Linked DNA regions of Homo sapiens: all the other regions are linked to region 1. The links are chromatin loops, found by intact Hi-C in ENCODE. Cell type or tissue: heart right ventricle. All regions are shown on one strand. Each heading gives the region's core, and the rest is flanking DNA. Links, peaks and the distances in the headings are about the cores only. Region 1 holds the start of JPH2 (junctophilin 2). Region 2 overlaps JPH2 (junctophilin 2). Region 3 overlaps LOC101927200 (a long non-coding RNA gene).

Evidence for each region. Hi-C counts contacts between places; a loop is a spot of excess contacts. Peaks named below come from ENCODE experiments on the same cell type or tissue, not always from the same donor. Only the 100,000 strongest peaks of a DNase experiment are listed, where the experiment ranks them.
Region 2: it touches region 1 in a loop (2.7-fold over the local background); 35 of 110 quality-filtered maps call a loop at or near these places.
Region 3: it touches region 1 in a loop (3-fold over the local background); 23 of 110 quality-filtered maps call a loop at or near these places.

What each region holds. Positions count from the first base shown.
Region 1 is chr20:44,186,323-44,196,836 of GRCh38, reverse strand. It overlaps JPH2 (junctophilin 2), which reads left to right and starts at 9,649. Exons shown (of 6, transcript NM_020433.5): 1 at 9,649-10,510. The coding sequence starts at 10,132. It overlaps OSER1 (oxidative stress responsive serine rich 1), which reads left to right. Exons shown (of 4, transcript NM_016470.8): 4 at 1-898. In heart right ventricle, for the core only: a CTCF peak has its summit at 6,419 (motif pointing right); DNase peaks (open chromatin) are centred at 6,419, 7,894, 9,296 and 9,516; H3K4me3 peaks cover 1,805 bases; H3K27ac peaks cover 3,675 bases.
Region 2 is chr20:44,131,469-44,142,477 of GRCh38, reverse strand. All of the region lies in intron 2 of JPH2 (junctophilin 2), which reads left to right. Among named protein-coding and RNA genes, the nearest start is that of JPH2, 50 kb to the left of the region's middle. In heart right ventricle, for the core only: no CTCF peak of the experiment used is centred there; DNase peaks (open chromatin) are centred at 4,857 and 5,073; H3K27ac peaks cover 6,481 bases.
Region 3 is chr20:43,745,063-43,756,071 of GRCh38, reverse strand. All of the region lies in intron 1 of LOC101927200 (a long non-coding RNA gene), which reads right to left. Among named protein-coding and RNA genes, the nearest start is that of GTSF1L, 24 kb to the right of the region's middle. RefSeq lists enhancers at 3,570-3,649, 4,150-4,219, 4,410-4,609, 9,584-10,403 and a silencer at 6,049-6,208. In heart right ventricle, for the core only: a CTCF peak has its summit at 6,151 (motif pointing left); DNase peaks (open chromatin) are centred at 3,389 and 6,151; H3K27me3 peaks cover 1,437 bases.

The sequences.
Region 1 (10,514 bases), core at 2,515-10,514:
AAATCCCCCTTATTTAGAAATGTTCCTGGGGGATGAAGAAACCATAATTACTTGAGACTGGCAGCAGTGGGTATATGGTAAAAGCCTTTGTAAAACAGTGCATTTTTCAGATTTGTTTAAGGTTTGCTAGCCAAGGAAAGTAAAATGTGATTTTGTAACTGCACTAAACATTTGTCATGCTGTAGTTGCCAGCCCAGAATATTAGAAGTTACAAGACTGATTTAAACCGTCTCTGATTTAATGCAAGATATATTGTGTCTATAAAGGTTTCTCTTGTTATTGTTAAGCCAGAGATCTAAGGTTTAGATTCAATTTGAATAAACTAGCTGGCCTGCCCTCTATTGTTTGAGAGAGTTATTAACCATCACTAAATAAGCCCCTGCTGGTGCTATTCATCCTAAGACATGTTACATGCAGTTTCAAGTAAGCAGCTTGGAATGGGCTGCTTCAGTTGGAGGGAGGGGGTGTAATATTTGAAACGAGTGTGTGTCTTCACCATCTCCAGCATTTTAAATATATGGCGGTTTTTTTTTTTTTTTTTTGTTATCAGTTGTAATACAGGTCTCATACCTCAGTTTCAGATGTTATAGATGGTTACCTCTTTGAGCTGCCCTGTCACCCCAGCAACCCTAAAAGAGAATTTTGTACATTCTGTATCCCACAGATTTGGTCAGCCATTTCAAAATTCCCTCCAGTTTGGTAAAAAAAAAATCTGTCTTCGGTTTCAGCTGGATGATGAATCCTTGTTTTTCAGGTGGCTCCAAAAAGAATGTTGCATGTGTTCAGACCATCCTGAGCAGAGCCACCAAATTTAGTGACAGTGTCTAGCCATGTTAGCAATAATGTTAACAGAAGCTTTTGTTTAAATTACAAAATACATTTATACTATTTACTAAAACTGCGCTGGCTGTGGTTGATTCATGATAATGGGATGTGGGCTTCAACAAATAGGTGATTTGTACTTGGGGGAGAGGGGAAGGGTGTTTACTAGAAAAACCCTAAGCTTAAGTAGTAGTGGGAGTCCTCTGCTGGTCATTGGTTTGGTGTGGATTTAGTGACATCTGAAGGCTGTGGTTAAAGCAAGGGAGCAAAATACCTTATCACAGTTCTAGAAGCTGTGACAGATATTTCCTGATAATGGTGACAGAAGGTACACTATTTAGTATATCTAAGGCAGAAATTCTCAAACTTTTTGTAAGCACTTCCTTTACACTGACAAATTCAGGACCCAAAAGGTTTTGTTATAATCTCCAAAAGGATATAAATATTTACCATGTTAGAAATTAAAACTAAGATTTTTTTAAATATTTAAAAACTCATTACAAGCTAACAAAATTTTTGAATGAAAAATAGCTTTTCCAAAACAAAAAATAGAAGAGTGGCATTGTTCTACCTTTTTGCAAATCTTTTTTAATGTTTGGCTTAATTAGAAGACAGATTCTCATATGTTTCTGCATTCAGTCTCTGGGATATCGCATATTGTGTGGTCTCTGGCAAACTTTTGTACACTTGGGAGAATGAATGTGAAAAAGGCAACTACAGGTTGAATATTCCTTATATGAAATGCTTGGGACCAGAAGTGTTTCGGATCTCAGATTTTTTTTAGATTTTGAAAGATTTGCATTACATGCTTATCAGTTCAGCTTCCATAATCCTAAAAGCCAAACTGCTCCAATGAGCATGTCCTTTGCTCCTCATGTCAGTGCTCAAAAAGTTCTGGATTTTGAAGCATTTCAGATTAGGGACCCTCAACCTGTAATGTTTTAGTACCATGTAAATAATTTTGACCTCAGATTTCCTAAAAGGGCCTCAGGGATTCCAGGACCAAAATTTAAGCTTCTGGTTGTAAAGGTACCACCCCGCTTTCACCTCCACAACTAATGTTTTGGCTCACCTTTAAAAAAATTAAAACTGGGCCGGGCACGGTGGCTCACGCCTTTAATCCCAGCACTTTGGGAGGCCGAGGCGGGCGGAACACAAGGTCAGGAGATCGAGACCATCCTGGCTAACGCGGTGAAACCCCGTCTCTACTAAAAATACAAAAAATTAGCCGGGCGTGGTGGCTGGCGCCTGTAGTCCCAGCTGCTCAGAGGCTGAGGCAGGAGAATGGTGTGAACCCAGGAGGCGGAGCTTGCAGTGAGCCAAGATTGCGCCACTGCACTCCAGCCTGGGCAACAGAGCGAGACTCCGTCTCAAAAATAAAATAAAAGCTGTAGAGGAGTGGAGCTATTGTAATTAAGTAGTGAGCTATTCAAGTTCATGTTAAGTGGGCTTAACATGGGCTTAACATGTTCTTTGAATTAAGGCGAGTTCTTAAGCCTTTAAATCCCTTTTAGTTTGTTTTTCAAGCCAGCGCTCTGGTTATTTACTTAGTGCTGTATATTAGTGCAGCAGTCACCAGAGAATGATGATACGTATTCTTTTCATATGAAGGTGTTAGGAGGGTGTAAGTATTGAAAAGCACAAAGTTCCAATGACCTAGTAACTCAAAATCCAACTTGCATGAAAGTTTAGGCATTCCAGATTTGTGGGAATAAGTTGTAAGTTATCTACATCTCAGCAAAATCTTCCTCAAAACATGAATCTTGAAGTTAAAAATTACTCTGCTCAGACCTAATTGGCCCAACTTTAACATTAGGGTCCCTCATTGGGATATTTGACGTTCTTTTGTGAATGTGATGTACCAAACTAATCTCCTTTCTCTGATACATCTAGGAAAATGGATTTGGTTTGTGGATTGAGGGATTAAGTCTCACTCTGATGTTCCAAAAAAGTAACATCCTGATTTCCACATGCCTTTATTTAACAAGTTTTCATTGAACGTTCATTCATTCATTCATTCATTCATTCATTCAATAAATATCAAGTGCTTACAACACACCAGGGACACTGTACTAGATTCTGGGAATGGAACAGTAAGCAGAACAATATCCTTGTCCTCAGTAGAGAGAGGTGATGAACATGTAAGTTGTATGGAGAGAAAAAGAATTAGGAGATAGGAAGGGGTGGGCCAGGGATAGGGTTGCTATTTGGGGTGGGCAGAGAAGATGCTGTGATAAGGTGACATTTGAGCAGAGACCTGAAGGAAGTAAGAGAGTGAGCCATGGGGGCATCTGAGGGAGGGGCATTCTTGGCAGAAGGAACCACAGGGATGTCAATGCAACTTGAGCAGGTGGGGTCAGAGAGAGATGAGTAGGGCCAGATCATGGAGGGCCTGGTAGGCTATTTTAAAGGTGTTGGCTCTTTGGCTCTTACTGTGAGAGATAGGGAGTCATTTGGGGAAGCAGAGGAGAGAGACATGACCAGACTTAACTTTTTTTTTTTTTTGAGACAGAGTCTTGCTCTGTCACCCAGGCTGGAGTGCAGTGGCACGATCTCAGCTCAGTGCAACCTCCACCTCCCGGGTTCAAGCAATTTTTGTGTCTCAGCCTCCCAGGTAGCTGGGATCACAGGTGTGCACCACCATGTCTGGCTAATTTTTTTGTATGTTTAGTAGGGACAGAGTTTTGCCACTTTGGCCAGTCTGGTCTCAAACTCCTGACCTCAGGCAGTCTGCCCACCTTGCCCTCCAAAAGTGCTGGGATTACAGGCATGAGCCACCATGCCCAGCCGAGACTTAACCTTTTGAAAGAGCACTGGCTACTATGTGCAGACTAAGGGAAGGCAAGGAGGACAGTTAGGAAGCTACTTCAGTGAGTCAGGCAATGGGTTTGGTGGCTTGGGCACTTGGCAGTGCAGGAGATAATATGTGTTCTGGAAGGTTTTTTTTGTTTTTGTTTTTGTTTTTGTTTTTTTTTTTAGACAGAGTCTCGCTCTGTTGCTCAGGCTGGAGTGCAGTGGCGCGATCTCAGCTCATTGCAGTCTCCACCTCCCTGTTCAAGCAATTCTCCTGCCTCAGCCTCCTGAGTAACTGGGACTACAGGTGCATGCCACCATGCCTGGCTAATTTTTGTATTTTTAGTAGAGATGGGGTTTCGCCATGTTGGCCAGGCTGGTCTCGAACTCCCGACCTCATGATCCACCTGCCTCTGCCTCCCAGAGTGTTGGGATTACAGGTGTGAGCCACCGTGCCCAGCCTGTTCTGGAATTATTTTAATCTAAATCCCTTCAGGGATTTGCCGATGGACTGGATTTAAGGTGTGAGAGAAAGACAGGAATTAAGGTTGACTCCAAAGGTTTTAATAAGTTTGGAGTCGGCTGGAGGGACAAATTTGCAAGTGGAAATTGAGAGTTTCATTTGTTCTTGTCAAATCTGAGATGCTCGTGAGATATTTAGAAATGTTGAGTAGGTGGCTGGATGTCTGACTGAAGATCAGGAGAGTGGTGCAACCTGGGGATGCAGACTTCGAAGTCATCGGTAGAGGGAGGTTATGCAAAGCCATGTGACTAGAGACCTCCTCAGAAATGAATGTAGATAAAGAAGCCAGAGAACGAAGGTTTGGGACATTCCCAAGGTACAGAACTCAGGGGGATGAGGAGGAACCAGTAAGGCAGGAGCAGAACCGAGAGAGATTCTAGAAGCCAGTTGAAAAAGGATTTCAGAAGGGGGTCATCAGCTGCTAGATGCTGGGAAGACCAGGAGCAGCCACTATGTGCAGGCACTGGGTAGACACAGGTGAGCTGCAATATCTACTGTACAGCAGGTGCTCAGGTTTTTTAATAATTTAAGTTCTGAGGTACATGTTCAGGGCATGCAGGTTTGTTACATAGGTAAGCACGTGCCGTGGTGGTTTGCTGCACCTGTCAGCCCATCACCTAGGTATTAAGCCTGTTAAGCCCCATATGCATTAGCGATTTATCCTGGTGCTCTCTCTCTTCCTGTTCCCCCACCCTACCCACAGGCCCCATTGTTCCCCTGTCTGTGTCCATGTGTTTCCATTGTTCCGCTCCCACTTATAAGTGAGAACGTGTTTGGTTTTCTGTTCCTGTGTTAGTTTGCTGAGAATAATGGCTTCCAGCTCCATCCGTGCCCCTGCAAAGGACATGATCTCATTCCTTTTTATGGCTGCGTAGTATTCCATGGTATATATGTACCACATTTTCTTTACCCAGTCTATCATTGATGGACATTTGGGTTGATTCACTGATCATTAGAGAAATGCAAATCAAAACCAGAATGAGAAACCACCTCATACCGGTCAAAATGGCAATTATTAAAAAGTCAAGAAACAAAAGATGCTGGTAAGGCTGTGGAGAAATAGGGATGCTTTTATACTTTTGGTGGGAATGTAAGTTACTTCAACCCTTGTGGAAGATATTATGGCGATTCCTCAAAGACCTAGAACCAGAAATACCATTTGACCCAGCAGTCGCATTACTGATTTATATTCCTTTGGGAATGGGTTTGGTGGCTTGGGCACTTGGCAGTGCCCAAGGAATATATATTTATATTCCTTTGGGAATATAAATCATTCTATTATAAAGATACATGCACACCTATGTTCACTGCAGCACTATCCACTGTTTTTTGGAAAGAAGAAAATCCTTGCTTTAAACAACTCATAGTTTGGGGGAGGAGACAGCATGTGGGAAGGGCACTAGCTCAGCCAGGACACCTGCCTGGAAAGGCTTCCTGGACGGTGAGGCTCGCTCTGCTGAGCCTTCCATGGCTAAGAAGAACTCCAGTGGATTTCTGGGTGCAGTCCTTCTCCTTGTTCCGGATTTCCAGTTCTCTCCCTTTGAGGTTCCCAGAGAAGCAGTCAAGCTTGAGAAGTTGAGCAGGAAATAGAGGGAGAAAGTGACCAGGGAACAGAACTAGGGAGTGGGAAGAGATCTGAGATGAAGAGAGGGAATAGGCTAGCTACCGTTAAAACCAGTTTATAATTATTTCAAGTTTATTTTATTTTTTATTTTTATTTATTTATTTTTGAGATGGAGTCTCACTCTCGCCCAGGCTGGAGTGCAGTGGCACAATCTCGGCTCACTGCAACCTCTGCCTCCTGGGTTCAAGTGATTCTCCTGCCTCAGCGCCCCCAGTAGCTGGGATTACAGGCAGGTGCCACCACACCCGTCTAATTTTTGTATTTTTAGTAGAGACAGGGTTTCGCCATGTTGGCCAGGCTGGTCTCGAACCCCTGACCTCAGATAGTCCGCCTACCTTGGCCTCTCAAAGTGCTAGGATTACAGGCGTGAGCCACCGTGCCCGGCCTATTTATTTTTAAATTATTATTTATTTATTTATTTATTTATTTTTTTGAGAGAGGATCTTGCTCCATCACTCAGGCTGGAGTGCAGTGGTGTGATCATGGCTCCCTGCAGCCTCGATCTCCCAGCCTTAAGCGATCCTCCTGCCTCAGCCTTCTGAGTAGCTGGGACCACAGGCATGCACCACCATGCCCGGCTAATATTTCAAGTTTAGTAAATTCCACTGGATTTGAAGAACTTGGTTTTTCTGAGGAAAGTCCGTTGTAATGCACATAACGCCACAAGAGGTCTCCCTTTCCCTGAAATGCACTGGTTTAAAAGGCGGGACAAATGGTAGCTTGTCAGAAAGCTCTGGGCAGGTAAGGCCAGTACCAAATTTGGCAAAGAATCTTACTTAAACTTTTACAAAGTCAAAGTATCCCTTTACCAGTAACTTCGTTTTGCAGTTTAAAACATGAGAATAAGGAGTGCTTCGATGTCAAGATATTTAATATTTAGGAGGGGTTCTCTCTTCCCTCTTTGAGGACTATTTTATTAAGCCTGAAAAGTAATTTAGTATGTAAGAGTAACTCTCATAAGAGCTAACACTGATTATATGTGTAATGTGTTCTGAGCCTTTTTACAGTATTAACTGTGTAATCCTCACCCAGTTAGATAAGGTAGATACTGTTATTCTTGATACCAATAATCCTCTGAGGTAGGGACTTTTACAGATGAATAATTTGCAGTTTAGAGAAATTAACAATTGGTCCAAGGTCACACAGCTTGTGAGGGGCAGGACTGGGATTTGAAGACATATCTAACTCCAAAACTACTGGATTCATGAATAAATGGATTCATGAATTTTTATGTTATTAAACAGTATCTTAATTTGAAATTTTACCTTGGTTTTGTTGTTGTTGTTGTTTTCTATCTATTTATTTATTTTTTGAAACAGGGTTGCCAGGCTGGAGTGCAGTGGCACAAATATGGCTCATTGCAGCCTCCAACTCCTTGACTCAGCGATCCTCCTTGCCTCAACTTCCCATGTAGCTGGGACCACAGATGTGTATCACCACACCTGGCTAATTAAAAAAAAAAATTTTTAATTGTAGAGGCGGGGTCTCACTGTGTTGTCCAGGCTGGTCTCAAACACCTGGGCTCAAGCAATCCTCCAGCCTTGGCCTCCCAAAGTGCTGGGATTACAGGTGTGAGCCACTATAACAAGCACTTACAGTGTTTTTAACCAGAGATGAAAATCAGATTCATCTGAGGAGCTTTTAAAAGAATTCGACTGCCCAAGTCTTCTCCCAGGACAATCTAATTCTGTAGGTCTCGGGTGGGGCTCTCGGATCTCTTTATGTTTTTAAGTCTGTAAGTGATTCTTATGTGTAGTAACCCTGGGTAGACAGCTACCCTAGGGAGCTGCTATGGATGAACAGTGGTTAAATTCCCATAGGTAGAACACCCTGCTAAGATGTAGCAATGGCTGCCTGGCATAAACATATGATTACGGTATTGAATCTGCAGCTCAAACTCCCCTAGCTTCCAGTTTGAGATGCTCTTCCCTTGACAGCAGAGCTAGAAAGAAGTTTGTGATTCTCCAAAGACCTAGTGAGAAGTGGCGAAAGCAGAACTCCCTGGGAGTAGCCCTGAGATGTTCTTAGAAGTGAATTGTGCAAGCAGGCTGTCAGTCAGCCTGGCCAGGGCTCACACCTAACCACCCAGAGGAAACAGTTTTTATCCACTACGTGCTCCCTGTCAGCTTGGCAAACAGACGGTGACAGTGAGCCCAAGAGGCTGGGTGCCTCTACCTGGTGGTGAAACGCAGATATAGAAGGGGCTCTTGAAGGTCAGCGGCTGTGACCAAGGATGGAACCAAGTCCTAAGAACAGGTAACCCACTGGAAGGAAAGCAGGGAACACTTTTTACCCACTCCCCAAACAGGAACAAGACTTCCGCAGTGACTTCACGTGGCCTAAGTTATCATGGGGTTTGGAAATATGTCAGATAAGTTCAAAGTCAGATAATTGTCTAATGTTCTCTAGTACCTTCTGTGCTTAGTTCTCTCTTTCTCTTCTGTCCCCATCTTCACACACACACTCACACACACACACTCACACATGGAAACACACACACTCTTACCACACACACATACAAACACACACACTCTTACCACACACACTCACACAAACACACACTTACCACACACACACAAACACACACACTCTTACCACACACACTCACATACACTCACACACACTCTCTCACACTCTCACAGACACACGTTCACACACACGCACAGACACACACACACACAGATCTTCCTAGTCTTGGTGGCTCTTACCTTTCCCAGAATTCCTCTATACTCCCATTAACCTTGGGCTTAGCTGGGATTTACAATCATTAGCTCTGGCCACAGCTTCTTGCCATGGAGATTTATTTGTTCTTTTTACTGGAGTTTGGTGGGAACCTGAGTGGCTGGGAATCCACCCAGGCCCTTCTCTCCTGGCCCTGCCCCAAGAGCTTTCTGAAGTCTGGCCTCACAGGCTCCTAGGACACTAGAGCAAAAGACAGCTCAGAAAGGGAAATTTTAAAAAATCATGACCCTTGAGAATTTCTGAGAGGACCTCATTACAACACAACCCTGTGTTGACAGGAAGGGGACTCCTTTGACCTTCAGGGTCTGCTGGGTCTGCGGCAGGGGGCAGGGAGGGCGCCGAGGCATCAAGGGGTGGGGAGAGGAAGCTAGCGGGACGCCCAGTCTGTGTCTCAGGCAGAGAGGAGGGCAGGCTCCTCTCCCTTCTCTTTGCCCTTCAGGAGAAAGAGAAAGGGAATAGATGGTTGCTTCTTGCACCAAGTTCTCCCCGGCTTCCAGGGGTGGAGGGAGCTCAGGGTGGTGAGTGAGCACTGGACTGAGATTCTGTGTATCTTCCAGACCCTGTTTCCACAGCCTCCCCTCTCTTTCTGACTTCCCTCCTCTGCTTTCGGAAGCACATGTGAAACTGTCTCCATTCCTTTCTCTTTAGGTCACTGGATTCCTTGATGGGGCTGGCAGTGGTGCTGTAACCCCAGGTCCCCTTAGGGCATGTGAGTGGTGATGGGGCTGAGATCTGCCAACCTCCTCGCTCTGGGGGATTTTCAGTGTTCCAGGACTGGGTGTTCTGCTGGTCTCCCTCTCCCCTCCCTTCCCCGATTCCCCGGTGCCCTCCCTGCGCGCAGACCCAGGGGACTCTGAGAATGGAAGGGAGCTCTCATTCCCGGGAGGAAAAGACACCAGGTTCCCTGGGCTGCCTGCACTCAGTTCTCAGCCTCCTTCCTCATGCCTCCAGCCACTGCCCGGGTCTGCGGCACGGGCGCGATTTGAAATACCCCTCCTTCCCGCTTTGAAGAAGGCTGGGCTGGCTGGGGGTTATTTTGGGAGCAGCTTCTGAGATCCAATGGCCTTGTTAGGGCAACACTGACCTTTCCGTCCCAGAAGGAGGGCAGGATTGGAGAAGGGGGCGGGGCAGCGGCGGGGAGACCGACAGCCCCGCACACCCACTGGGGTGGAGAAGGGGGCCAGCGGGCTGCGGGAATTCAGCCTCCGGCGGGGGCTGCCACCGAGGGGAATTTCCCCTCTTTGAAAAGGCTGGGGACCCCTCCACCCCACCCTTTCACTGGGCTTCTTAAAGAGATCACACCGTTTTCCCTTGGACTTCTTGGAAGGCAGACTTGGGACGCTTTGTGGGGACTTTGAACCTTTCCTTCCTGCTTTCTTTCCAGCAGGCAGCCTTGCTCTGGCTGGTGGAGTCGGGGCTCCCGGGCATGGCACTGACTAGCCGACCCGGTGCTGACTTGGCGCCGGGGCTCTTTCAGCCTCTGCTGGCATCCTGCTTCCCCCCTCCTGGGGTGCAGTGGTGAGTCTGGGGGCCTGCCCCCGAGGGCACTGGAGGAGTGTTGCAGGCATCACCCACGCCCTCTGCACCCACGCTGGAGGACGGGGAGGTTGTCAGGGGCTATGATGAGATGAGTGGGGGCCGCTTCGACTTTGATGATGGAGGGGCGTACTGCGGGGGCTGGGAGGGGGGAAAGGCCCATGGGCATGGACTGTGCACAGGCCCCAAGGGCCAGGGCGAATACTCTGGCTCCTGGAACTTTGGCTTTGAGGTGGCAGGTGTCTACACCTGGCCCAGCGGAAACACCTTTGAGGGATACTGGAGCCAGGGCAAACGGCATGGGCTGGGCATAGAGACCAAGGGGCGCTGGCTCTACAAGGGCGAGTGGACACATGGCTTCAAGGGACGCTACGGAATCCGGCAGAGCTCAAGCAGCGGTGCCAAGTATGAGGGCACCTGGAACAATGGCCTGCAAGACGGCTATGGCACCGAGACCTATGCTGATGGAGGTGA
Region 2 (11,009 bases), core at 1,418-9,417, 53 kb after region 1:
CTCTGGGGACAGTGAGGAGCCCAGTGGGGCTGAAGTGGAGTGAGGGGGAGGACAGCAGTGCGAGAAAAGGCCGGAGAGAGCGTGGGGAGGCGGCGGGGATGGATGGCAATGTTGTACAATCTGGGAGCCACTAGCAACCTGTGGCCATTTAAGTTAACTGAAGTTAAAGAAAGGAAAAGTTTCCTTTCTCAGTCTCAGCAGCCACATATCAAGTGTTCGATAGCTGGGACAGCACAGATATAGAACATTTTCCTCATCCCTGAAAGTTCTATTGGGTGGTGGCTTCGGGGGCCTTGCAGGTCAGGGTAGGGCATATGCGCTTGCCCATACATAACTGGGCACACATCCTGGGGGCCTTTCCTCACCTCCCAAAGTGGGTATGATTAAAGCATGCAAGGCCATTTGGTCCAACCCCAGCCAATGTCAGAATGCCTTTCCCATCGTCCTGCCAAGTGGTCATTCAGTCACTGCGTCTGTCTCTCCAGGCATGGGGAGCTCGCCATCTCTTGAGATGGTCCAGCCCAGCTTTTGATAGATTTGCCTTTTGGATTTGCTAAAACCAGAAGGACTTTCTGCTTCTCTGTAGTTTCTACCCATGGGTCCTGGTGCTATCCTTGAGGATTGTGTAGTTAGAACTGTGCTCAGCTGCAGGTAATAGAAGCTGCCTGTGGCTGGGCATGGTGGCTCCTGCCTGTAATCCCAGCTCTTTGGGAGGCAGAGGCAGGAGGATTGCTTGAGGCCAGGAGTTCGAGACCAGCCTGGGCAACACAGTGAGACCCTGTCTCTACAAAAATAAAAATAAAAAAATAAAAATATTAGCTAGGCGTGGTAGCATGCACCTGTAGTCCCAGCTACACAGGAGGATCCCTTGAGCCCAGGAGTTCAAGGCTTCAGTGAGCTATGATCACACCACTGCACTCTAGCCTGGGCAACAGAGCAAGACCCTTTCTCTTAAAAAAAAAAAACTGCTTCTACTGCCTCACCCATTGGGCTTCTTTTTCTCACATGATGTGATCAGAGAGGCTGTGCTAGGCTGAATGGCAGCTCCATGATGCCCTCAGGGACCCGCCTCCATCTGCCTTTCCCTCCCTCTGTCCTTAGAGGGTGGCTTTTGTCCTCACACTCAGAAATAGCCACTGCACACCTAGCCTCACCTCTGCATTCCAGGCAGCGGAGGTCCAAATGCAACAGCTTCTCTCCATGCAGAAGTGAAGACCTTCCCCAGATGTAGAGAATGGGAAGGTGAATATTTTTAGCCGGATGCGTTGCTTCCCTGAACAAATTAGGCTTCCGTTAGTGGGAAAGAGGGAGAGAATGGATATTTGGTGAGCAGCTAGCAATGTCTGTCTCAACATCCTTGCAGAGGTTTGAAGACTGTGACCTTAATATCCCGAGTCTTCCCTGGTCACCACATCTCTAGCCCCTTCACTGCACCTCTGTTTTCATGTCTCCTCCTTCTCCATCTTTCAGATGGAGAGACAGAGGCACAAACATCATTCACGGTCAAGAGCACAGGCTTTGGGGTTAGATAACACTCGTTCCTTGGGCATGTCACTTTCCTGAGCCTCAGTTTCTCCAACGGTGGGAGGTGGTAGAAATTGATATAGTACTTACCACTGAGGGTAAAATGAGATATAACCTGTGTAAATACTGTACACCACAGTCATTCAATAGTGGCAGCTTAAAAAAATTATTCTACGATTACCCTTGCTTCAGTGATTCTTCTTGGTGTTATTGAAGGGTGAGATCTCGGTGGGGATCTCCCAGGTGTTTCCATAATCCCAGCGATCACCCCAGGGAGAACCTCTTTCCTTAGGCTGCTAGAGGACATGTGCCATAGGACCAGATAGGAGGGAGGGGCAGCGGTGGGAATGCGTTTTCAGAGCTACCTTTGGCCAAGCCGTATCCTTGTGGGGACCTATTGCATTGCTGCTGAAGTGCTTTTCCCATCAGCCCTGGCTTCGTGTGGCCCTGTCTGGCAAGGGGGTGCTCCTACAAAGTCATGGCAGCCTGGTGCCAAAACCATCATCCCATAGGACCTGCTGTAGCTTTGCCAGAAGCCTGGCCCAAGGGGTGGAGGCCCCTGGAGCTCTGACCCACCACGTGGAGGGTGGGAAATGCCACAGAGCAGGTTCTCTAGAAGGGATTTGTCAGAAGCTAAACTGGGGTGCCCCCTGGGCTCAGGCCTGCACAGTTTCTCCCTGACCACCCAGCTGGGATGGATATAAAGACAGGTGTCATGTTGCAGAAAGCCTGCCCTAAGAGGCCCTACTGGTGTTTTCCTTTATTAAAAAAAAATAAAATCTCGGCCAGGCGCAGTGGCTCATGCCTGTAATCCTAGCACTTTGGGAGGCCGAGGCGGGCAGATCACGAGGTCAGGAGATTGAGACCAGCCTGCCTAACACGGTGAAACCCCATCTCTACTAAAAATACAGAAAATTAGCTGGGCAAGGTGGCACGCGCCTGTAGTCCCAGCTACTCGGGAGGCTGAGGCAGGAGAATCACTTGAACCCAGGAGGCAGAGGTTGCAGTGAGCCAAGATTGCACCACTGCACTCCAGCCTGGGTGACAGAGTGAGACTCTGTATTAAAAAAAAAATCATACATTCATTTGGTTCAAAACCCAACAGTTAGAAAAGTATTACTATAAAGAGTCCATCTCCTTTTCCTGTCCCCATCTTGTTGCCACCTCCATAGGCAACTCTTGTTTGTAGTTTCTTTCCTTTCCTTCCAGTTACTTTCTATTAAGATGGAAAATATGAAATTGCTAATATTTGACCAGGTTTGGCCTATAAAATGGCAATTTCATACTGTTCAACCTAATATAAACAAATGTATAGATTCCTGTTCTTCTCTTTCTTACACAAAAAGTAGCATATTATACTGTAGCATATACATACTGTTTGGAATCTTGCTTTTTTTTCTTTGCTGTGTATATATTGGAGATCTATTCATGTTTTTCCAAGTACAGAACTTGATCAGTTTCTAAATGCTTGTGTAGAATTCCATTATATAGCTGTGCCACAATTTACTGAATCAGGTCCCCATTGTTGTACATGGATGTTTGGGTAGTTTCCAGATATTTGCTGTGTTAGATCAATATTTCCACCCATGGGTTGGTATATCTCTAGAATAAATTCCCCCAACTCGCAGTTGCTGGATCAAAGGCTCTCTGTGGTGGCTGTCCCATTTTATCTTCCCGTCCACATTGTTTTAGGGTGGGAAGGCCTCTGCCACTGACTTGCTGAATGACCCCGGGCAAGTCCCTGCCCCTCTGTGGTTCTCCATTTCCTGGAGCACTGAGCTCTCCTTGCCTTGTCCTTGGGGGGAAAAAAGCCGGCCCAGATTCACTTCCTTGCTTGGCCTTTCCCACGTCCCAGTCATGGGCAGCTATTGTTACTGTGGATCCTTTGGGAGATGACTTTAGCTCAGAGGGAGTCCAGGGCAGCCCAGTGAGGTCAGCATGGAAGAGCAAACAGGAGGACGAGGCGAGGCAAAGGCACAGCGGTGTGGCAGCTGGGGCAAGGCAGCGATTGCCAAATGCCAGTCACTGCCATACCTTCCTGAGCCGCGCCGTGTCCACATGCTGTCTGGATCCCCTTACTATTTAAAAAACATTTTAACTTTCTTAAATCTAAATTTATTCTTATAAAGAAACTTTAGATCATTACCATAAATACAAATCTAGTATTAGATTAGAAAAAGTTAGCCAAAAAAAAGAAAAAGAAGAAGAAAAAGAATACAGTGAAGCAAAATATCATTAAACCCCATCCCTCAGTTGCTTATTAAAATCTTGGCCAGGTGCAGTGGCTCATGCCTGTAATCCCAGCACTTTGAGGGGGCCAAGGCAGGAGAATTGCTTGAGGCCAGGAGTTTGAGACCAGCCTGGGCAATATGGTGAGAACCCATCTCTACAAAAAAATAAAAAAATTAGCTGGGTGTGGCAGTGCTCACCTGTAGTCCCAGGTGCTGTTCGGGAGACTGAGGCAGGAAGATAGCTTGAGCCCAGGAAGTTGAGGCTTCAGGGAGCCATGATCACACTACTGCACTCCAGCCTGGGCGAAAGAGCCAGACTCTGTCTAATAAAGCAAACAAACTCAGACTCAAGGCTGCTTGCTGCTGGGCTCTCAGTTAAAAAACAGCGTGTAAGAGACGCATTAAAGCTCACGCCTGTAATCCCAGCACTTTGGGATTACACTTTGGGAGGCACTTTGGGAAGCCAAGGTGGGCAGATCACGAGGTCAGGAGTTCGAGACCAGCCTGGCCAACATGGTGAAACCCCGTCTCTACTAAAAATACAAAAATTGGCCGGGCGTGGTGGCGGGCACCTGTAATCCCCGCTACTCAGGAGGCTGAGGCAGAAGAATTGCTTGAGCCCGGGAGGCAGAGGTTGTAATGAGCCGAGATCGCACCACTGCACTCCAGCCTGGGTGATAGGGCAAGACTCCGTCTCAAAAAAAAAAAAAAAAGGTCTTTTTAAATTTTTTCTCTTTTTACAGATGCACTTTCTACAGTGTTACTTAATGAATGGTCTGGTACCACCTATCATTCTTGGTCCTGCCAGTAGAAAGCATCCCATCCTTCAGAGACACTGGCCTGAAAGACAGATTTCTCCTCTCCCTCTTCCCAGTGTCAGAGAGAAGGAAAGCCAGTATTTAGAAGGACTTGTTCAAAATCCAGTCTTTGAAAGGGCAGGATTCAAAGACTTAGCCCAGTTGTGACTGCTATGATGGGATAAGGCAACGGGGTTGGAACCTCCTCTGGACCTCCAGTACCTGGCACGGTGCCTGGGGCCGAATCCGATCTCTGGAAGTGTGTTTTGAACAAAGGGATGCAGTTGTCCAGAGGAAGGCTGGGTTCGGCCCCGCCTGGTGGCTTCTTCCTCCCCTGTCCTTGTGACAGCAGGGTCGCCAGCCCCCAGGAGCAAATGGAGCTGCCTGGAATTCCTTCCCAGAGCTCCTTATCAGTTTTTAGAGCAGCCTGGGGTGGGGTGCGAGTGGGTGTCAGTGACACTGGGATCTGCTCTGGGAAAAGCTGGAATGCCCCAGCCGAGCCCCACCTGGGGAGGGGCGGGAGGCGGGGGAGGCCGCTGGGCTGGGAGGACTCAGCTGTCACATTCCTCCGGCTCACAGAAAGCTCTCCTGGGCGCCTTGTCCTTATTTAGGCAGGAGATGTCTGCTGACTGGGGCCTTGTAAGATGCCTTTGCAGGCCGGCTCCCGGGTGGGGTGGGGCGGGGCGGGGGCAGAGCACACCAAGAGCTAAGTCAGCAGGCTCCTGGGCAGGCGAGCCCCAGGGTGGGAGCCCAACCCTTGGGGAGAAAATCCGCTAAGTAGTGATAACAAAAAATAGCAGCTAACATTCATGGGGTACCTACTATGTGCTGGGCACAATGCTGAGCTGGTCTGTAAGTTCCAGAAGGCGAGTCTCTCCTGTTCACAATGGTACCCCAAGATTAGCCCAGGTTCTGGTACACATAATGTACACATATACTATATACTATATGCACATTCAGAATATCCAGAAGGGTTGCATCAGTCTGGGTTCTGGCAGGAAAGGGTCTATTAGGTGCCTAGTAAATCCTTGTCACAACTGAATGAATATACCCTTCACATGCCACAATTTACATAATCCTTACAAGAAGTAGCTACTAGTATAGCTAAGTGCTATTAGTAACCCATTTTACAGATGGGGAAACTGAGACTGGGAGAGGTTCCATGACTTGGCAAAGATCATGCAAGTTGGAAGTGAGGGAGCTGGGGTTTGAAACCAGGTTGTCTGACTCCAGTAGTAACTAATGCTTCCATCTTCTTATTTTGGTGTTAAGCCACAATAGGATTCCTGGCTTTCCTCTTCCCTGGCTGTGTGGATTTGACGGGTTATATAATCTTCTCACCTGCAAAGTGGGGATAGTGATACCTACTTTAGAGAATATTGTGAGAATTAATTAAGAAAACGCATGCAAGTGCCGGGCATCTAGTAGGTGCGCAGCAAGCATTGCCTATTCATAATGGTGATGTTGATGTTGATGATGATGATGGCGATGAGTCCCAGGGGATTCAGCATCCTCTTGCTGGGTTGCACCCAGGGAGCAGAATAGGCAAAGGGTGAGGCCATTTTCCAGCAGACTTCGTCCCCCTGCAGGAGCACGGTGACAGTCATGGCCCTCTGGAGAGGGTGGCAGGACCTTCATCCTGTCTGTGTTTCCTAAAGAGAAATGTTCACTACTCCTAGGCCATCTGAGGCCTCCAGGTTCCCCAAGCATGAGGCTGGAAGGGGTCTGGGGTAGGTTTTACCCTCTGTTCATCCATGGTACATGATCACATTTTTGTGTCAGCTCCATTGCCCAAGGCTTCCATGAAGCACCTCCTGTGGACCTGGACTAACTTGCCATCCCTTGCTGTCTGTGTACAGGTTGTCTTGGGCAAGTTATTGAAATGCTCAGAGTACTGGTTTTCTCATGTGTACACTGAGGGTGATAATGATAGTATTTCTCTCATAAGGCTGCTGTTCAGTAAAGTGACATGATATGTACAAGCACTTACAATGGGCCTGTCATGTAGTACCTAACCCTTCCAATATGTCTATAACAGAGTAACGATCACAATGACTAACTCTCAATGATTGAAAATTGAAAATGATCACACAGACTTCTCTGGGCCACAGTTTCCCCTTCTTGTTGCTGTGTTGATCTTAAAGGAGATGAGATGATTTCTAAGGGTCCGTCCAGCTCTGTGAGTCTCACAGTCAAGTATATGTGATTCATATAACAAAACGTTTGTCCAGCACATTCCTGGTGAGCCTAAATATTTTCAGATAAATAGTCCTGCTCTGTGCCAGCCTCTGTCTGGTGACAGGCACGCAGCAGCGAAGCTTCTGCCCCTTGTGGGACTCACAGACTAATCAGAGGAAGACAAAGTGACCTTGGAAGCGAAATGCAGGAGACGGTAGAGAGCTGGCAGTCAGGGTGAGCTACCCTGGGGAAGGGTCCTGAAGGATGAGTAGGAGTTCACCAGATAAAGAACCGAAAGATGGGGATGGAGACAAGAGTTCCCAGGAGAAGAAATTACCTATGTTTTCACCCCAGGCATAGAAACAATCGACAGGGCACATTTGAGGAACTGGAAGTTTCTGTCTGACTAGAAGGTTGAGTTTGGAGTCAGACCAGAGAGGTTGGCAGGAGCTAAGTCATGAAGTTACATGAAAGCATTTCCATGTCATCCTTCAGGCACTAGGAAAGGCACTGTGGGGTTTTAAGCAGAGGTTTAAGACCAAATTTTCTGGGGGTGGCCTCTGGGGAAGGTTTCTGGACTAGATGGGGCATAAGAAGGAACGTTTACATCCGGGGTTAGCATCTAGCTGGGCACCCCAGTAGGTATGGTCATGCCAATTGTTAAATATTGAAATAGTCTATACTGGTTTGTCACTAGCAGCCTCCCTGAGCCCCCCAGGCATCCCCCCTACCCCTCTTGGTATTCTGTCCACTTGGTCATTCCCAGCACCCAGCAGCTAAATGGTTAGCCACCTGGCACAGGTGGTTTTATATATATATATAAATATATATATTTTATATATATATATAAATATATATTAATATATATATAAATATATATATTTATATATATATTTATAATAAACATATATTTATGTATATTTATAAATATTTATATATATTTATAATAAATGTATATTTATGTATATTTATAAATATTTTTATATATTTATAATAAATATATCTTTATATATTTATAATAAATATATATTTATAATATATATTAATGTATATATATTTATAATATTTATAAATATATATTTATATATATTTATAATAAATATTTATATATTTATAATAAATATATATTTATTATATTTATAATAAATATATATTTATATATATTTATAATAAATATATATTTATTTATATATATTATAAATATATATTTATTTATATATATTTATTATAAATATATATTATTTATATATAATAAATATATATTATAAATATATATTTATATATATTTATAATAAATATATATTTATATATATTTATAATAAATATATATTTATTTATATATATTTATAATAAATATATATTTATTTATATATATTTATAATAAATATATATATTTATAATAAATATTTATTATATATTTATTATATATTTATAATAAATATTTATTATATTTATAATAAATATTTATATGTATATATAATAAATATTTATTTATATGTATTTATAATAAATATTTATATATATTTATAATAAATATATATTTATATATTTATAATAAATATTTATATATTTATAATAAATATTTATATATTTATAATAAATATTTATTTATATATTTATAATAAATATTTATTTATATATTTATAATAAATATATATTTATAATAAATATATATTTATATATTTATAATAAATATATATTTATATATAAATATATATTTATATATATTTATAATATATATATTTATATATATTTATAATAATATATATTTATATATTATAATATATATTTATTTATATATATTTATAATAAATATATATTTATATATTATAATGTATATTTATTTATATATATTTATAATAAATATATATTTATATATTATAATGTATATTTATTTATATATATTTATAATAAGTATATATTTATTTATATCGCCCCCTGCCTACATCTCAGTCATGCCTTCCAGCTCTAAGAAGGCATTGGAGAGCATCAGATGGAACAGGACCAGCCTGGGAAACTTAGGTTTTTAACCCAGGCCTTTCCCTCTTCTTGCTTGATAGGCAGGAGATTAGACTTGAATCTCCCCTAGGGCCATCCTGCCCTGACATAGAAGGGGAATAGACACCCAGCCCTCTCTGGCCTCTTGCTGGGGCCTCCAGTCAGTCGGCTGGGCACACTGGAAGCCAGTGAGCAAAGGTGCTGGTGATGCGGCTTAGCACAACCTTTGGAATCAGGTAGACTGCCGTTCCATCACAACCCAGAGCTTCCCTGCTGTGTGGCTGCCCCCAAAGGAGGCCTAGTTTCCCTATTCAGTGGACATAATAATACCTGCCTGCTAGGATTGTTGTAAGGAATAAATGAAACCATACTTCTAAAAGGTCTAGTACCAATAGATGTGAGATTTTAAAAATATTTATTTTGGAGTGATTATAATTTATGCACATTCAGAATATCCAGAAGGATCGTATTAGTGTGGGTCCTGGCAGGAAAGGGTCTATTGCAAGGGTTTAATTGGGGAGAGTTTAAAGAAGGTGCTGTTTGCAGAGATGTGGGCAGAAAAATTAACAAGGTATGTTAAGGCATCCAGGACCAGCAGCCATGGGAGCTGTTATACCCCAGGCCTGAAGGGGCAAGAGGTGGGGGACAGGGAAATGGTGTGATGACTGGAGCAGGGATGGGGACGGTGGGGGTGGGTGAGAGTTGCAGCTGTGGAGGGGGGTGGTGGGAGTGGGTGAGAGCTGCAGCTGTGGAGGGGGATGGTGGGGGTGGGTGAGAGCTATAGCTGTGGAGGGGCCCGGTGGGGGTGGGTGAGACCTGCAGGCGTGGAAGGGGGCGGTGGGAGTGGGTGAGAGCTGCAGGTGTGGAGGGGGGTGGTGGGGGTGGATGAGAGCTGCAGGTGTGGGGGGCGGTGGGGGTGGGAGAGCTGCAGATGTAGAGGGGGGCGGTGGGGGTGGGTGAGAGCTGCAGGTGTGGAGGGGGACGGTGGGGGTGGGTGAGAGCTGCAGGTGTGGAGGGGGACGGTGGGGGTGGGTGAGAGCTGCAGGTGTGGAGGGGGACGGTGGGGGTGGGTGAGAGCTGCAGGTGTGGAGGGGGACGGTGGGGGTGGGTGAGAGCTGCAGCTGTGGAGGAGACAGACAGGCAGGAAGAGGGAGAAGTGGAATAGATACCCAGCCCTCTCCGGCCTCGTGCTTGGGCCCTGAATTGACTGGGCGCACTGGAAGCCAGTGAGCAAGGGAGCTAGTGATGCAGGCTGTAGAGATGATCTCCCTGGGCAGAGCTGGGTAGGGAATGGATGGGGTGGGGCAAGGGGGGGAGATGGGGCCAAAGGAAAATAACCAGCCCAAATGTGTGTGTGTGTGTGTGTGTGTGTGTGTGTGTGTGTGTGTGTGTGTCTGTCTGTCTGCCTCCCTTCCACCTCATTCACAGTGGGCAACCTGTATTATAAGTTTCTTACCTATCTTTCCATAAATATTCTCTATATAGAAGAGCAAACAGGTTGTCTGTTTACACAAATGTTACATACAATAGAAATTCTTTTACACCTTGCTACCTGATTTAACATATCTTGGAATTCACTCTTTGTCATACACAAAGATCAATCTTATTCCTAGGATTGGCTACATAATACTCCTTCAAATGGCTATGCCATAATTTAGTTAACCAGCTCTGTACTGCTGGACTTGGCTTTGTTTCCAATCTTTTGCTATTACAGTGTTACAGTAAATACCGTGTAGCTCACAGGCTAATCAGAGAAAGGCAAAGTCACCTGGCAGCTAAGTGCAAGAGATGGTAAGAGCAGACAGCTGGCAGTTAGGGTAAGCTTTCCTGGGGTAGGGTCCTGAAGGATGAGTAGGAGTTCACCAGATAAAGAAGTGAATGATGGGTCTGGGGACAAAAGTTTCCAGAAGTCATTTGGGACTTGTACATGTGTCATTTTGTACAATTTGAGTATATCTGTTGATCACACTCCCAGAAGGGGAATCACTAGCACAAAAATATGTAGATGATGGATTTTTAAAGAAAAAAATGGTTGAACAATTAAATGATAAATGTCAGTATATGGAAACTGGAAAATTACTTAAGTGAATAAATTATAAAAGTATGGCAGGAACAGCTAACCCTTCGATAGTGCTTACTCTGTGCAAGGCACTGTTCTTAGACCTTTGTGGCCATTAACTCATTTAATTTTCATTACCCTATGATGTAGGCACTATTATTATCCCCATTGTGTTAGTTACCCATCACCGCATAACAAATTGTCCCCACATAGAGCAGCTTA
Region 3 (11,009 bases), core at 1,455-9,454, 440 kb after region 1:
TGGAGCCGGGAGGACATCGAGGTTAAAGCAGAGATGGAGCAAATAAACCCACAAGATTCCTTGGCATTCTTGAGTTCACCATGAATCACTTGTAAGCTGTCCTCAAGGACTATGATTGGGATCATTCGTTATTTCACTGAGGGATGGGTTCAAATCGTGCACTGCAGAACTGGGGGCAGGTGCTGAAGCTGAGTCCCTTAGCCAGCGAGAGAGGCAGCCACCGCCAGGGCCTCTCAGCATGGTTCTGCTCCTCTCTCTTGGTCCTATGTGTCCCCAGCTACTCCCACAAAGTGATGAAACTTTGCTTTTTGTGAGAAAGGGCCCTAAAATAAATCCAACTGCTCATGTTGGTGATGGGACAGAAGAAGAAGTGAAGAAAGATTAAAGGCATCCAAAAAAATGATGATGTGGAACTACATACTGAAAAGCGATATCCAATTATCCTGAGGCTCAGATCCACCATTGGAATGCCTTCAATGTACACGCAACACAGAAACCGGAAAGTGTGACTCAGGAAACTGTCAGTGAGGCTCCTGCCATGAGCAAAGATACTTACCATAGAAAGCTCCGTTTATTCCTTTTGAGATGGAGTCTCACTCTGTTGCCCAGGCTGGAGTGCAGTGGTACGATCTTGGTTCACTGCAAGCTCCACCGCCCGAGTTCAAGCAATTTTCCCATCTCAGCCTCCCGAGTACCTGGTATTACAGGCGTGCCCCACTATGCCCAGCTAATTTTTGTATTTTTAGTAGAGACGAGGTTTCACCGTATTGTTCAGGCTGGTCTCAAACTCCTGACCTCAGGTGATCCACCTGACTCGGCCTCCCAAAGTGCTGGGGTTACAGGCGTGAGCCACCGTGCCCAACCTCAGTTTATTCCTTTATTGATCCTTCATTCAATTCAACCAATGTCACTGATGTGGTCAGGCACTAGGCTTGACTCTAAGGATGTAGCAGGGAGAGGAGCAGAGATGCGGCTTTTGTGGAGCTTATATTCTAGTGGGGAAAGAATCAACAAATACATGTCAGGAGGAGATATAATAAAATTAAGAGGGAAAAAGAATAAAGAGTGAAGGAAGTTGATATTTTATTGCAGGAAGCTGATATTTTAGGTAGAGTGGTCAAGAAGAGCCTCTCTGGGATGGAGAGAATGGAGCAGAAACCGGAAGGAGGGGAGAGAGGGAGACTCATGGGTATCTGGGGCAAGAGCTCTCCAGGTAGAGGGAAAAGCAAGTGCAAAAGCCACACAGCAGAAATGTGCCTGAAGGAATAGCGCGGAGGCCAGAGAGGCTGGAACGAAGTGAGCAAAAGCAGAACAGCAGGAGATGAGCCCAGAGAAGAACCAGGGCAGACCCAGTGAGGTCACGGAGGCCCTGGTAAGAACTTGGGCTTTGACTCCTGGTGGAAGGGAAACCATCGGAGGGCCTCGAGCAGAGACTTTGCCATCTGACTCAAGCCTTAACAGATCCCGCAGCATAGAGAGTCACCTACAAGGTGAGCAAGTTTGGAGGAGGAAAGGAGCGCGGAGGCTTCTGTTTCTGTCATAACCCACGTTGTTGGCTAGTGGCTTGAATAAAAGTGGCAAAGTGGAAGTGGTGAGAGGAGCTCCGATTTGGGATATCATTTGAAAAACCAGAGGCCGAGCTTGGTGGCGCACACCTCTAGTCCCAGCTACGTGAGAGGAAGATATTGTTTGGATCTGTGTCCCCGCCTAAATAGCATGTTGAATTGTAATCCCTGGGGTTGGAGGTGGGGCCTGGTGGGAGGTGACTAGATCATGAGGGTGGTCCTTCACAAATGGTTTAACGACATCCCCTTGGTACTGTTATTGTTGTGTGAGTGAGTGAGTTATTGCAAGATCTGGTTGTTTAAAAATGTGTAGCAGGCCGGGTGCGGTGGCTCACGCCTGTAATCCCAGCACTTTGGGAGGCCCAGGCAAGCAGATCACGAGGTCAGGAGATCAAGAACATCCTGGCTAACACGGTGAAACCCCGTCTCTACTACAAAAATACAAAAAATTAGCCGGGCGTGGTGGTGTGCGCCTGTAGTCCCAGCTACTTGGGAGGCTGAGGCAGGAGAATGGCGTGAACCCAGGAGGCGGAACTTGCAGTGAGCTGAGATCACGCCACTGCACTCCAGCCTGGGTGACAGAGCAAGACTCTGCCTCAAAAAAAAAAAAAAAAAAGAGTGTGTAGCAGTGCCCCATTTTCCACTCACTCCTACTCTGGCCATGCGATGCGTGTGCTTCTCCTTCACCTTCTACCATGACTGGAAGCTTTCTGAGGCCTCCTCAGAAGCCAAGCAGATGCCAGCATCTGTATTGCCTGCAGAATCATGTGGCAATTAAACCTCTTTTCTTTATAAATTACCCAGTCTCAGGTATTTCTTTACAGCAGTGCGAGAACAGATGAATACAGAGGATCTCTGGAGCCCAGGAGTTCGAGCCCAGGAGTAAGCCGTGGTCACACCACTGTACTCCAGCCTAGGCAACAGAGTAAGACCCTGTCTCTATAAAACTGTAATAATAATGATTTGAAAAATCATATTCATGTGTCTAGGGGATGGATCTTCAGATCCATCCCTAGAGGGTATCAAGGGTTGAGCAAGAACGTTTACTTGTGTCAAGCCATTTATATTTATTTTAGTGTAACTTAAAATTATGCCTTATATTCTTAAATACATTACTGATGATAATTAATGGTGGCTTATGTTCAATTTCAGTTCTGTTCTCATCTTGATAAGAATAACCAGTCAGGTGGCCAGGCACAGTGGCTCACGCCTGTAATCTCATCACTTTGGGAGGCCAAGGTGGGTGGATCACTTGAGGCCATGAGTTCAAGACCAGCCTGGCCAACATAGCAAAACCCCATCCCTACTAAAATGCAAAAGTTAGCTGGCACAGTGGTGCATGCCTGTAGTTCAAGCTACTCAGGAGGCTGAGGTGGGGGGATGGCTTGAGCCCAGGAGGCAGAGCAATCACACCACTGCACGGCAGCCTGGGCAACCGAGCTAGACCCTGTCTTAAGAAAAGAAAAGAAAAAAAAAGAATAACCAGTCAGGGCACTATAATCTCACATGGGTAACTGACCTGTAGCCAACCCCGCTATTTGGAGTGAAGTTCAGGTCCAGACACAAGCACTTACATACTTGATGTCAGACATCCAAGGCAGGCGGTAGACGTGGGATGCTCAGGAGGATACGCCCCATGTGGCATCTGATCAAGTCTGGCTTAGGTGTAAGGACAACGTTCAGGACAAAAACTATGCCTTTCCCATTTTACCATTGAAGATGTCTTAGACAACCAATAAAGTGGACGGTGTAGGACCACAGCCCTGCACAGCGACGTTCTTGCATCACTCGGCTCAACCACAGGAAGTCTCACACCACTGAGTCTGACCACAGGAACGGGCAAATGAAAAGTCATGCAGCTATATGGGCAATGGAACTTCCCTGCCTCCAGTTCCTGGCCAGGAAGTGGGGGCTGGGTGGAGAAATCTGGAAGCTGCCTGCTTACCTACCAGGTCTCCACTCTGTTTTGCTATGAAGCCTCTAAGCCTTGATACCTGTTAATGGATGTATTTGTTGTGAGAAATAAATGAGATGGTGGGGTCAGTTTCCAAAGTTAACGACAGTTTGAATCAAACAGGCTTGGGCACACATGCCACCTCTGCCCCTTGCTCCCTGTGTGGCCTTGGGAAAATTACTTAGACCCTCTGCCCCTCAGAGGTGGGAATAATGTGAGAAGGAAATGAGTGCCTGCACTTGGCCCTCAGAAAGCCCCAATCCACGTTCAGCCCTGATACCAGCTTCACGAATGTTCCCTTGTAAGTCCCAGAGACAGGACTTCCTGAAGGGTCCAGGTGCCTTCAGGCCCCCTTGGGTCTGTGAGTACTGGACCACATGCATCCCCAGATTAGACCTCAAGGACTTGGAATCCCCACATCGGGCCACAGTGGATTTATGCATCTCCAGACAGGACCAAGGGACTCACGCATCCCCAGATTAAACCACTGACCCACAGGGCAAGGAACTAGGGTGGTTTGTTCTCAGTGGAGTCTGGAGAAGGAGATTTCGAGTCGCTAGACTTCATTGGTGGGGGCAGCAAATGGGGAGTGAAATAAACCAACACTCTTGGGGAACTCTAAAATGCTCAAAAGGAAACTAAAACCCAGGAGCTGAAGGTAACATCCAAAGTCACACCACCAGCAAAGGCCATAGAACAACAAAACTAGAGAAGTTCTTGGAGAGCATCTGGTCTAGCCCTTCATTTTCCAGATGAGGAAACTAAGGCCCAAAGAAAGGAGGAAGTTAACCTAAGCCACATGGTCCACTTGTGGCAAAGCCATCCCTCAGACTCAGATCCCAGATTTGAGGTCTGGCGTCCCCTCAATTCCCCAACACCAGCACCCACGTTGCACACCCTTCACCATCTAGCAGAGATCTCCCCAGGGCTGCCATGAGCTGCCCCATGACACTCCAAGGAGCTGGTACGAAACATTTTGTTTTGCACCTTGCCTGTGGTGACAGCTGCGTTAAACCGAATGTTCACAGTCATTATGCTCAGAAACTGAGCAAGAGTTCCATCTATTGGGGTTTCAGAATGAATCAGATTTCCAAACTCTCCTCTCTCCACCTCAGCGCATGTCTGTATATGGTAACCTTTCAAAAGTGAGTCTAATAATTAGTCATCTTGGCCTAGTTCAAGACAACAGTATGTTCTCCAATTTCACTTTGTTTTCAACAAGACAGCGATGCCAACGGTAATGTTCACTGTGGTTAAACACACTTCTCAGCTGGTCCCTGCAGGTGGCCAAGACAGCTCTGGTCCCCGCAGTTGCCCAGTGCTTCCCCACAGCTCTCTAACCAGGCTGTACCCTCTGCCCAGATCCACCCCCACCCCCAATATTGACACCAACTGTGTACCAGGCACTACATTAGATGCTTTGGGCTCATCATTACATGTTATCCTCTTTGCAAGATAGATGGTTCTCTTGTTGCCCCATTTGAAGATGGGAAATTTGAGAACCTGAGGGTACTGGTCCTTGTCTACTGCCCACACCCCAGGTCTAGCCAGTCCCTCTCTTCCTTCCTGCTCCAACCACACTCTTCTGCCAAGGCAGTGAGCTCATTTCCACCTCAGGGCCTTTGCACATGAGTTTCCTCTGTCTGAAACACTCTTCCCTCTGACTCCACCTGGTTCACTCCTTCTCACCCTCAGATCTCAATTCAAGCATAATTTCCTAAGGGAAGAATCCTTCACATCCTCAGGTTCCTAGAGCTCTTTTCATCCACACAGCACCCTATGAATCCCTCCTCCTTCAAGGCAGCTCCTATAAATTGTAATTTTATTTTAAATTTTTTGTAAAGATGGGGTCTTGCTATATCGCCCAGGCTGGTCTTGAACTCCTGGCCTCAAGCAACCCTCCCACCTTGGCCTCCCAAAGTGTTGCAATTACAAGTGTGAGCCACTGCGCTCAGCCTAACATGTAATTTTATATTTGAGGGATTATTTGCTGCTATCTGGCTCCTCCACACAGGCATGAATTCTAGGAGGGCAGGGACGCTGTCTGTGTTGCTCACCACTATATCTCCACACACAGAAGGGACACATGGTAAGGGTTTAGTTATCATATATTTATGGATGATGGATGGATGGGTGGTCAAATGGAGGGTGCGTAGATGCAAAATGCTTAACGAAGAATTTGCCACCCATCCAAGTAAGAGGTGGGCCCAAATGCAAGCCCAGGCTTCCGACCGGCAATCCCTCTCGGTGTGTGTGATAATCCTCCGCACACACACACACATCACCCCCAAACTCTGACCCTGGGAGACAGTGCCCACCTCCCTGGAGCAGTGTTCTCAAAACTCCCCTGACCAGCACCCCACTGTCCAAACCCCCTAGCTCCCACGCCACACACCTGGAGCTTCAGGGATGCTGATTCTGTAGGTCCAGGAAGGCCCCAAACTCTACACTGTTAACAAGCACCCAGGTAATTTAGAAGGGAGTGTGTCCCAGAGCTCGTTTGAGGATCTCTGGACTAAGATGAGTCCAGGCAAACCCGAATCCCCAGGGAGAGCCGCCCAGCGCCACCCCAGCCGCCCGCGTGGGAAGTGGCCGGGAGCCGCAAGCCGGGGCCGTGCTGCCCTCTGGTGGTGCATAGCGGCACTGCAGCCTCTGGGCTCCCTGAAGGAACACCGGCCGCCGGCGCCCCAAGGGCTGTGGTGTCCCGGTGGCCCACGTCGGCCTAGGTCAGCGCACCTGGATTCCAGTCCCTGACCCTCCAGAGACCTCCCCAAGACTTTTTTTTTCTTCATAAATGGAAGATAATCAACGTTTCCCAAACTTCAGTTCTTTGGGTACCACCTTCATCATCTTGCCCATCTCATTTATACATGCTATTCTTTACTTAATTTTTCTCTGAATTGCCGGGTGTGGTGGTGGCTGTCTCCTGTAGTCCCAGCTATTCAGAAGGCTGAGGCAGGAGGATGGATCGCTTGAGCCCAAGAGTTGGAGGCTGCAGGGAGCTATGATCACCCACTGCACTTCAACTTGGGCAACAGAGCGAGACCCTGTCTCAAAAAAAAATTTTTAATAAACGTATTTATGTATTATAATTCATGTTAAGAGAGAAATGAATACCCACAGTAAACAGAGGTGGATTTCACTTGCCATAAATGGTGGGCTGGGGGAGAGGAGGGGACATGGTGGGGAGGGGATGAAAACAAAACCAGGATTACCAAGATTTTCATAAATAAAAAGACTGTCATTTTACAAACAAAACAAACAAGGGCTTTCCTAAGTGGTGAAACTATAAAGAACAGCAAAGAAATTAGCGTTATAAAAATTAGGATAGCCAGGCACAGTGGCTCACGCCTGTAAATCCCAGCACTTTGGGAGGCCGAGGTGGGCGGATCACTTGAGGTCAGAATATTGAGACCTGCCTGACCAACATGGTGAAACCCTGTCTCTACTAAAAATACAAAAATTAGCCCAGTGTAGTGGTGCACGCCTGTAGTCCCAGCTACTCGGGAGGCTGAGGCAGAAGAATCGCTTGAACCCGGGAGGCAGAGGTTACAGTGAGCTGAGACTGTGCCACTGCACTCCAGCCTGGGCGGCAGAGAGAGACTCCATCTCAAAAAAAAAAAAAAAAAAGATAGTGCTTTTCTCTGGGGATCAGGAGGCTGTCATGGGAAGAGATGGTGGGGGCCCCAGGGAACCCAGTTCTCCTTCTTTGTGTAGGATATTTTTACAGTCCTGTGTTAACCTGCACATATGAGCTTTATGCATTTTTTCCTGCATTTTATGTGTCACAATAAAACATGTTATAGAAACAAAAAGTAACCAGTGAAATACAAGTAATTTACAAAGGCACACATGAAAACAGGAGAGATGAGGCTAGGCGCAGTGGCTCACGCCTATAATCCCAACACTTTGGGAGGTCAAGGCAAGAGGATTGGTTGAGCCCAGAAATCTGAGACCAGCCTGAGCAACATAGCAACATCTTGTCTCTACAAAATATCATTTAAAAATTAGCCAGGCATGGTGGCATGCATCTGTAGTCCCAGCTACTCAGGAGGGTTGCTTAAGGCAGGAGGATTGCTTAAGCTCAGGAGTTTGAGGCTGTAGTTAGCTATGATTGCACCACTGCACTCCTGCCTGGGCAACAGAGTAAGACTCTGTTTCTTAAAATAAAAGAGGGGGTGACACTGAGCAGCAGGTCAGGGGTGACACAGCTGCTCAGGGGACAGTTTCAGGGGTTAAATATCCCAGAAACAGAGTGACCATCCAGGGGGTCCTGTGTGAGAGGCAGCTCCAGGCAGCAGCCCTCCCCCCACCCCCACGCTCCTTTCTTCTTCCCTACCCTCCCCTGAGCTCCCTGTATGGAAGCTCAAAGCTCAGAGTGGATTTCTGGAGGCCAGGATGGTGGGGTGAAAACAGCAGGAACCCACTCTTGGGGGACTATGAGCACCCCAATCACCAGGCGGGTGGGGAAAATTGAGCCCCTTTCAGTTCAGTTATGAGTCCCAGAGACATTCATGGCTATTTACTGCTAGCATCCGTTCTGATTCGTTGATGCCTGTGCCATTCAGTTGTCAAATATGTTTATGATCAGCCCCGCTAAGATGCATTAAAACACATGTGTATTAGTCCATTCTCACACTGCTATAAAGAACTACCTGAGACTGGGTAATTTATAAAGAAAAGAGGTTTAGGCCAGGCGTAGTGGCTCACGCCTGTAATCTCAGCACTTTAGGGGGCCGACGTGGGCGGATCACCTGAGCTCGGGAGTTCCAGACCAGCCTGACCAACATGGAGAAACCCTGTCTCTACTAAAAATAAAAAAAAATAAAAATAAATTAGCCAGGCGTGGTGGCGCATGCCTGTAATCCCAGCTACTCGGGAGGCTGACGCAGGAGAATCACTTGAACCCGAGAGGCGGAGGTTGCAGTGACCCCAGATTGTGCCATTGCACTCCAGCCTGGGCAACAAGAGCGAAACTCTGTCTAAAAAAAAAAAAAAAAGAAAGAAAGAAAGACAGAAAAGAGGTTTAATTGACTCACAGTTGCCCAGACTGTACAGGAAGCATGGCTGAAAGGCCTCAGGAAACTTACAATCATGGCAGAAGGCAGAGGGGAAGCAGGCACATCTTCACAATGGCAGAGCCGGAGAGAGAGCGCATGAAGGGGGAAGTGCCGCACACTTTTAAACCATCAGATCGCATGAGCACTCACTCCCTACCACGAGAACGCAAGGGGGAAATCCACGTCCACGATCCAACCACCTCCCACTAGAGCCCTCCTCCAATTTGACATGAGATTTGGGCAGGGACACAAACCCAAACCATATCAATATGTAATTACTGAAATTAAAACTGTCCACCAAAACACCATGAAATGTCACTCACATACCTCCAGTGGGGCACAGTGGGGCACGCAGTGCATTTTAGGACGTGGTAGGCATTACCTGGCCCTGCACAGGGCGACTCTAAGAACTAAACGGGCACTCCACAAGTGCTGAGCCCCACACAAAGTGTTAACGTGGTTAACACGACAGCCTTCCAGGAAGCTGGGAGCTGGGATATCCCCAGCACGGAGGACAATGCTGAAACAGACCCACAGGGCGCAGGGGCTCCCATGGGAACTCACAAGTGCTCTGCAGTTTGCCTGTCTCTCCTGCCTAAACAAGGAGCAGCTGGGGAAACTCAGGCTTGGCCAAAGCACCAACCATTCCCTCTCTCCCTCCACCACCTCCCCACCTTTTTTTTTTCCCTTCATTTTTCTCCTCTGTCTTCCAAGGAATTCAGAGTGCAGGTCTCACTATGAGTTCCCAGGCGAACCCACCTCTCCCGACTTCCTAAACTGTGAAAGGAAAATAAAACTTGGGACTCCAATTCACTCTACCCAAAGGAAAAAAATTAAGCTGAAAGCTGAGTCATGCAAGAAAACGCCTTCCCTTTTGTGCCTAAGCAGATAGGTAGAGATAAAAGGCCAGATATCTCCAATTACTCTGGTTCACCTTATCTTACTTAAAGTGCCAATTTACTGAGTGCTAGATGAATACATAATTGACGAGTCCCCCATCTACTCCTTTTCTCTTGCAACATGTGAATTCAGTAATATGACCACACCCTCCCTCGTTTCCCTCCAGCCTGCTTTTCCCCTTTAAGTACTGACACCCTCAAAATCATCTTTGTAGAAAGGCACAGACTGTTTCTGTGATTCTGTGTTCTGTTCTTCTGGGCATGTCCTTAACTTCGGCAAAATAAACTTCTCAATTGATTGAGGCCTGTCTCAAATACTTTTAGGTTTACAAAGCCCACTCCCATTTTTACTAAATGTGTGTCCACACATTTGGGAACAAAAGACACTGGGGACTCTAAAAGCAAGGAGGAGTCGGGCACGGTGGTGACTCTCGACTGTAATCCCAGCACTTTGGGAGGCCAAGGCAGGTGGATCACCTGAGGTCACTTCAAGACCAGCCTGGCCAGCGTGATGAAACCTCATCTCTACTAAAAATACAAAACTTAGCCGGGAGTGGTGGTCACGCCTGTAGTCCCAGCTACTCCGGAGGCTGAAGCACAAGAATCGCTTGAACCCAGGAGGCGGAGGTTGCAGTGGGCTGAGACCGTGCCACTGCACTCCAGCCTGGGAGACAGAGCAAGACCCTGTCTCCAAAATAAATAAAAAGCAAGGAGGGAAGGAGAGGGGCAGGGGTTGAAAAATTACCTATCGGGTCCTATGTTCGCTGTTTGGGTATTAACAGAAGCCCAAACCCATATCACACAATATATACCCACGGAACAAACCTGCCCACACACCCCCCCCGAATCTAAAATTAAGAACATTAAAATAAATCAATATGTGTCCACACACAGAGAGGCAGCCTGGAAGACTAGACGCCAACACATTCTTTTCTTCTTCATACAATGTTTGCATTTTCCGACTTCTTTTTACAACAAAGTCTGAAAATGAGAAGCGACCACGCAGCTGTGTGTGCAGGCAATAAAGCACGGTGTTGAGCAGGAAGCCCTCCTATGAGAAGAAGGAAGTCAGGGGCTGAGTCCTCATGGTGCCCTTCAATTGCTAAATGACCTTAGGCAAGTCCTTACCCTGTCTGGGCTTCAGTTTCCCCATCTGTTCTTTAACTCAAGCCCCCCTCCACCCATCTTTCCACCCTGCCGTGGGCCCTGGAAGGTTGGCCCCTGTGGACTGCATCACCCACACATCGTTGCTGGCTGGCTTCCAGGTTTCGGATGCTGGGAGGAGAGAGAGAAGTAGGGATATTTCTTCCTGCTTCCTTCCTTCTTCAGGTCTCATTCTGGGCAGTGGCTTAGTCCCTCAACCCCAGCTCTTGCTGGGTGGTTCTACTTTCTGTCTCCAGCTGTCAATGGACTTCAACAGCATAATCCCCTACCCCACCCCGGCAGGCTTCCCCTTGCTGCTGGTGCCTGGGAGCCTCTGCAGCCTTGGTTGGGGCTCTTTGCCCCGCCCACCTCTCCATAATAGTCCATG